Regions from separate parts of the Homo sapiens genome. Here region 2 is linked to region 1. A link is an interaction called in ENCODE POLR2A ChIA-PET data of the cell type or tissue named here. Cell type or tissue: HepG2. All regions are shown on one strand. Links, peaks and the distances in the headings refer to the core of each region. The heading gives the core; the rest is flanking DNA. Region 1 overlaps LINC02935 (long intergenic non-protein coding RNA 2935). Region 2 overlaps TCF7L2 (transcription factor 7 like 2).

Region 1 (2,910 bases), core at 204-2,703:
ACTGGGTAGGCTGGTGAGAAGAGTAGGGGTCAAAGATAGGTTGTCACCTAGGGTGGAGGCCTGTCTAGTCCTAACAAGGGCAAGAGGTGCTGTCATTAGCATCTCCTGCACACTCAGGAGCATAGAAAAGCCCCTGTCCCAAATGTAATTACCAGCACTTAGAGTGTGAGTGGAGGCAGGATCTATGAGTAGCAAAATACACAAGGGACGCAAGAGTCACACTTTCCAGATTAAAGAATGAAGGACAAGATGTGGAATAGCCTGGGATGATATTAATGACACTAACCACTGCTTCCTCCACATTTTGAACTTTTCTGAAGCACCAAGCTACATCTTTACATATCCCAGGGTCAGCCACATTTTCTGCAAAGGTCTAACAGGTAAATACCTTAGGCTTTGAGAGCTGCAGGGCCTCTGCTACTCAGCTCCACTGTTGTAGCATGCAAACAGCCATGGACAATCAGTCATTCAAAGGGGGTGGCTGTTTTAAAAACTTTATATAAAGAGACAAAAACAGGCACCTGCTAGATTTGGCCCACACGCCATAGTTTGCTGACCCCTGACATGTACTGTGTCTAATCCTGGCAACAACTCTCCCAAAGCAGTTTTGTTGACTCCATTTTATAGCTAAGTAAACTGGTTCAGAGAGGTTAAGTAACTGTGTGAAGTCACACAGCAGGTAACTACCAAGCCGGAATGGAGACCCAGGTGTGATTCCCAAACTGATGCTACTTATGTCTCGACTTGAGATCAGCCTGATGACATACTTGTGCTTCTGTGAAGCCCTGTGGGGGGATTCCAAACACCCAGGATGACAGACCCCAGGCTTCTGCCTCCCTGCCTGCGGCTCCGGAAGAAAGCTAGAGGCCCTCTACTGCTGTCACCCAGATGCCACATCTCCTCAGGAAGGAGAGGTCCAGAGCCAAGCTCAGGCATGGCCAGTGTTACATAGCTGGAGGCCTGTCTTGGCATCAGCCGCCTGGCGCCCAGTTAAACTTTTGACTTCCCAAATTGGAGAAGTTGAAAGTTCTGCTGGGCATTTTTTTTTTAGGGAAACATTTTTTGGTGTTAATTATTTACCAGAAATGGGTCTGTTTCTCTTTCTCTCTTTCTCATTCTTCCCCGCTCCTGGAATTATCTTCCCTTCAGATTCCCTCCTAACAAAGAGTTAACACTGGGGTAAGAGGCATTTAGTGGCTTCTCTTTCCAGACAAAGGAAAGCTAAAGTGTGGTTAGGGAGAGAACTGGGGGCTCTGGAAGCTTTTCCCTGGAGAAGTTGCTTCCCATTGGCCCGACCTAGCTACCTTGCATCTGATGTATAATTTAGCGATCCATTTCCTGCCACCCACCCAGCGTCGTCTGTTATCTGTGGGTATTTATCGACCCTTTCCCCAAGAAACTGCCTGGAATAGAGATGGGGAAGCCTGACAATCCCATTGTCCGAGAAGTTAAACATTAAGTTGGGCTCAAAGTTTGCTCCCCACCCCCACCCCCTGCTGCCCTTAAATTCCCTTTGGCCACACCTCCTTGCCAGAGCGTGAGGTGCTAATGGCCAGATTTACATCTGTGTAAATCCGAGCTGCGGGCACTAATGAGGCCTGAAGTGGAGGGAGCGGACTGGGGTGGAAACCCGGCTTACTCTACACAAGCCCTGTCAGAGACGCCCAAAACGGAACCCCAGGCCCAAACCCCGCCTCCAGAGTCGAGGCAGCAGGGAAAGAGTTAAACAAGAGGCAAGTGACTCAACGCGCTGCTGCCCTCTCCCTGGAAGCACCTTTCCCCAAGTCCCACAGCGCAAGGGCTTAGCCCAGGACCATGCATAATTGATGACGTCAGCGAGGCCCGATTTCCCCAAGCTGGTCATGATAGTGAATATTCACCTCATCCTAGGCAAGGGCAGAGCACCCTAATCCGGGTCACTGAGCGTCCATCTCAGTCCAGCATTTTGGGGACAAAGGCTCCCACGGCAAGAGCTGGGGTGGAGAAGGGGCATCCATGGGCAGCAGTACCCAAGTTGGTTTCAAGTCAGACTGATGGGGGGTCAGTTTCTTCTCCACAGCTTACTTACTTGCTCTGTGACCTTGAGAAAGTCACTGTCACTTCCTAAGCTGTTTATCCCTATCTGTAAGGTGAAGACGATAATAATTCTACCTCACTTGTAGAGTGTTGGGAAGATGACCTGAGCTAGCACGTGTGAGTGCTTTGCATGGTACCTGGCACAGGGGTGCTCAGTGACTTTATCCATTGCTTTCTTTTTCTTTTTTTCTTCTGAGATGGAGTTTCGCTCTTGTCACCTACGCTGAAGGGCAATCTCCGCCTCCCGGGTTCAAGCGATTCTCTTGCCTCCGCCTCCCAAGTAGCTGGGATCACGGGCATGTGCCACCACGCCTAACTAATTTTTGTATTTTTAATAGAGATGGGGTTTCACCATGTTGGCTAGTCTGGTCTCGAACTCCTGACCTCAGGTAATCAACCCGCCTTAGCCTCCCAAAGTGTTGGTATTACAGGCATGAGCCACCATGCCTGGCCTTATCTGTTTATTTCTAAATGGATGGCCCTAAAGGGAAGTCAGGATTGACAGATGGCAGGAAGACACAGGAATTTGGTAGAAAAGGAACTAAAGAAGTTTTTAATTAAAAAAATTATTTGTATATATTAATGGGGTACAAGTGCAGTTTTGCTACATTGACATATTGCATTGTGGTGAAGTGAGTGCCTTCAGTACCTCCATCATTGGAGCAATGCACATTGCACCCACCAAGCAACCTCCCAGCATCCATCCACTCCCACCCCCTCCACCTCTCTGAGTCCCCATTGTCCATCATTCCACACTCTCCTTCCATGGGTACACATTGTTTAGCTCCCATTTATGAGTGACAGCATGTGGTATTTGTCTGTGCCTGGCTTATT
Region 2 (2,910 bases), core at 158-2,657, 110 kb before region 1:
TTACGGGATTATACTAATGTGTATTAAAAAATAAATAAATAAGTAGCACATCAAACCTATAATTTCACAGGTGTTAATTAAGGATTACAGTGAGACTGAGTTTAAATAAATGAATCAAATGTTTGAATGCATCAAATAAATAATAGCACAGGTAGTATACAGTTATGCCAAAAACCATGAAGGCGTTATAGCGATAAGGGATGCTTGAGAAGCCACACTAAAGAATCCAAGGGGAATTCTGGCAGCATAGTGCTGATATCATCAGGGTCTCAAGACCCCACAGAAAGGTGACGCTGAGTGCCGCTACGCAGAGAGACAGGTGTATCTGGGGGCACTGAGAGGCTAAAGGGCAGCTTCACGATGCTGGACACTGACCAGGAAGATGTCCAAGGATGCTCTGAGCATACACCAAAAAGGTACCCAACGCAGGTGTGGGGAAGATGACCATCCCCAGAGTTGAATCGTATGCCAAATAGAATCAGGGCCAAAATGGGTTTGAAAACCTCTCATACAGAGCTTTGGATGAAAATCTGAAAAAAGGAGCATTGCAGAAAATGTTAAATTAAACAACAACCAAAGTGTCTGCAAAGCTCAGCAAGAGATCAAGTGGAGAAGACGATGGGTCGCTTTCACTTTTGCATGTGATGAAATTCTCATCTCAGCCCTCAGCCCTGAGGCCCTCTCATCGCTGCTATGTCTGGGCTGCACGCTTCCCCAAGCCCCAAGTCAAGCTGCCTGCCTGCCCAGGCTTCTTTGAATTCCATCAGAATTCAGAAACACCTCGCTAAATCAGGAACAGTCAGGGGCACAGAGACACCACGCCAAAAGGCAGGCAGATAGCAAGTCCCGGAATCGGGGCAAGGATAACTTCAGAGTCTCATCCCATGGGGCTTCCCCTCCCCAGATCCTCTCTTTGGGCTTCCTCTACCCCTCATCATGCCCTCCTACAAACATCTTCTCCCCCAAGTTTTCACACTTCCAAGGAAAATGGGGAAAGGGAAAAGCAGCTCTGACTACAGCCTGAATTCATTCCGAATGTAAAAGAAGCCCTCTTCCAATATTGGGGTGCATTTCCAGGAAAATGTGGCAGAATCACTCTGTTTACTCCAGCCTCGGTGATGCTGCCACAACGCAGCACAACCTTCAGTCAAGCTATTAACTTGAACGTTGAACTTCACAGCCTGGCTGTCTTCCTCAGCCTTCCTTTTGATGTTACCTCCAAAGCAAAAGATCAAAGGCTTTGAGTGTGGTGAGGGGAAGTCCCAAGCTCTTAGCCTACCAGCCTGTGATATATGTTAAAATCCTGGCCAAAAGAGAGTGAGCAGGAAAGGGAGCCAGCTCCAGAGGCCTGGGGTGGGCAGGGGGCAGGGGATGGAGGCTAGAGAAGGAATGAGGTTGCCCGTGACGGAGGCCTCAGGGACACACAACCCAAGTGCTTCAAACACACAGAACCCCCCAGAACGAAAGCGCCTTGGCAGGCATCACACGCCCCCACACACCTCTAAGAGAGCCAGATGCTACCCCATGATCCTTCTCTCACACAACGTGCCCCCATCCAATCATCCAACAAACTTGGGCTCACAGCCTAGGAAGAAAGCATTTGTTAACTGAATAGTCATCCCAGGTAATACACAAGGACAGAGATGCCAATGCTGAAGGGAAAGGAATGTAGTTTTAAGAGGGTGCAAAACACAGACAGGAAGATGTCTCCCTTAAGGGTGTGCCACATAAAGGACGGAAGGAAAAGGGCAGGTGCATCAGTGAGGACAGCAGGTGCAGGACTGGAAGTGGGAAGGGCAGGAGGCTGGAGAAGCTGAAAGTGCCAGCGTGGCCGGAGGGGTGAGCAGAGGCTGGCCAGCTGCACAGGACTTCCAGCAGCAGCACAGCCCTGTCCTGGGCTTTGCCCCACAGGGCATGTTTCTTATGAAGAAACATCCAGAGATGCCAACACATTTCCATTTGGGAGTGGCAAGCAGACATGAAATTAAAATTAAAACACCCATGATGATCCTATGCATATGAAGTTGGAAAAGAAAATTCAGTCTATGGCTATAGGAATCAGAAGTAGTTCCTTCTGGGAGACGGAGTCTGAAAGGGAGCAGGAAGAGCCTCTGAGATGCCAGAAAAGTTCCTTATCTTGATCTGGGTCGTGGTTACACAGGTAACACAGGAAAACCTCACAGTCCTAGATACCTAGGTCTGCGCACTTTGCTGTAATTTATACCTCAGTAAATATTAATAGGGGAGGAAAGGAAGAAAAAAAAATCCATCACTGGCCCCTGCTGCCTGATCCTCCAGCGTGAGGGATTGAGGCAGAGCCAGGCTCTAGAACATCACACTGAGTGAGCCCTCGGGCTGTGCTTGTTCTTACCCTGCAGAATGGGCTGGAAATACAAAAAGTAAGATTCAACTAAGAAAACAAACAAGCCTATCTCTAGCCCCTTTTCCCCTTTTAGAAACAGAAATTTGGCTAAAGGGATAGAGAAATTCTTATGGGACGACTTTCATTACGGCAGAATGTGCTGTTTCCCAAGTTGCCGCCTCTCCCAAGTTCCATTTTATTTCTTATAAGAAAAGTCTCTAAAAGGAATCAGAGACTCTTAGGGTCAAATTTATCCTGACTCTCCCCAAATCTAACAAGTTCTTCCTCTAGGAGACCAACAGAGCCGTTTTTCTCTCCTCCCCTCCTGGTTCTGAAACATTCCTATTGGAATGTTCTTTTCTTACCTCTGTGGATCCCCTGGACCAGTTTTGGTTTTTATTTCCCAGAACACAGAACACCTACATTCCACATTTAAACAATGACACTGTGACCGGCCCAGACAGTTCAAAGAAAACAAATCTGACAGAGGGAACTACCAGATCCATCAGCTAAAATCCTGGCCCAAACCACTCAAGAGTATTTTTTTT

Evidence for each region. Peaks named below come from ENCODE experiments on the same cell type or tissue, not always from the same donor. Only the 100,000 strongest peaks of a DNase experiment are listed, where the experiment ranks them.
Region 2: POLR2A ChIA-PET joins it to region 1 with 8 read pairs; 2 of 35 experiments call an interaction of 5 or more read pairs at or near these places.

The regions. Positions count from the first base shown.
Region 1 is chr10:112,897,641-112,900,550 of GRCh38, reverse strand. The region is part of intron 1 of LINC02935 (long intergenic non-protein coding RNA 2935); the gene reads right to left. Among named protein-coding and RNA genes, the nearest start is that of LINC02935, 8.1 kb to the right of the region's middle. RefSeq lists an enhancer at 875-1,687. In HepG2, for the core only: no CTCF peak of the experiment used is centred there; DNase peaks (open chromatin) are centred at 1,000, 1,410 and 1,770; H3K4me3 peaks cover 1,249 bases.
Region 2 is chr10:113,005,789-113,008,698 of GRCh38, reverse strand. All of the region lies in intron 4 of TCF7L2 (transcription factor 7 like 2), which reads right to left. Among named protein-coding and RNA genes, the nearest start is that of SNORA87, 38 kb to the left of the region's middle. RefSeq lists a silencer at 1,135-1,429 and enhancers at 927-1,647, 1,648-2,368. In HepG2, for the core only: no CTCF peak of the experiment used is centred there; a DNase peak (open chromatin) is centred at 1,218.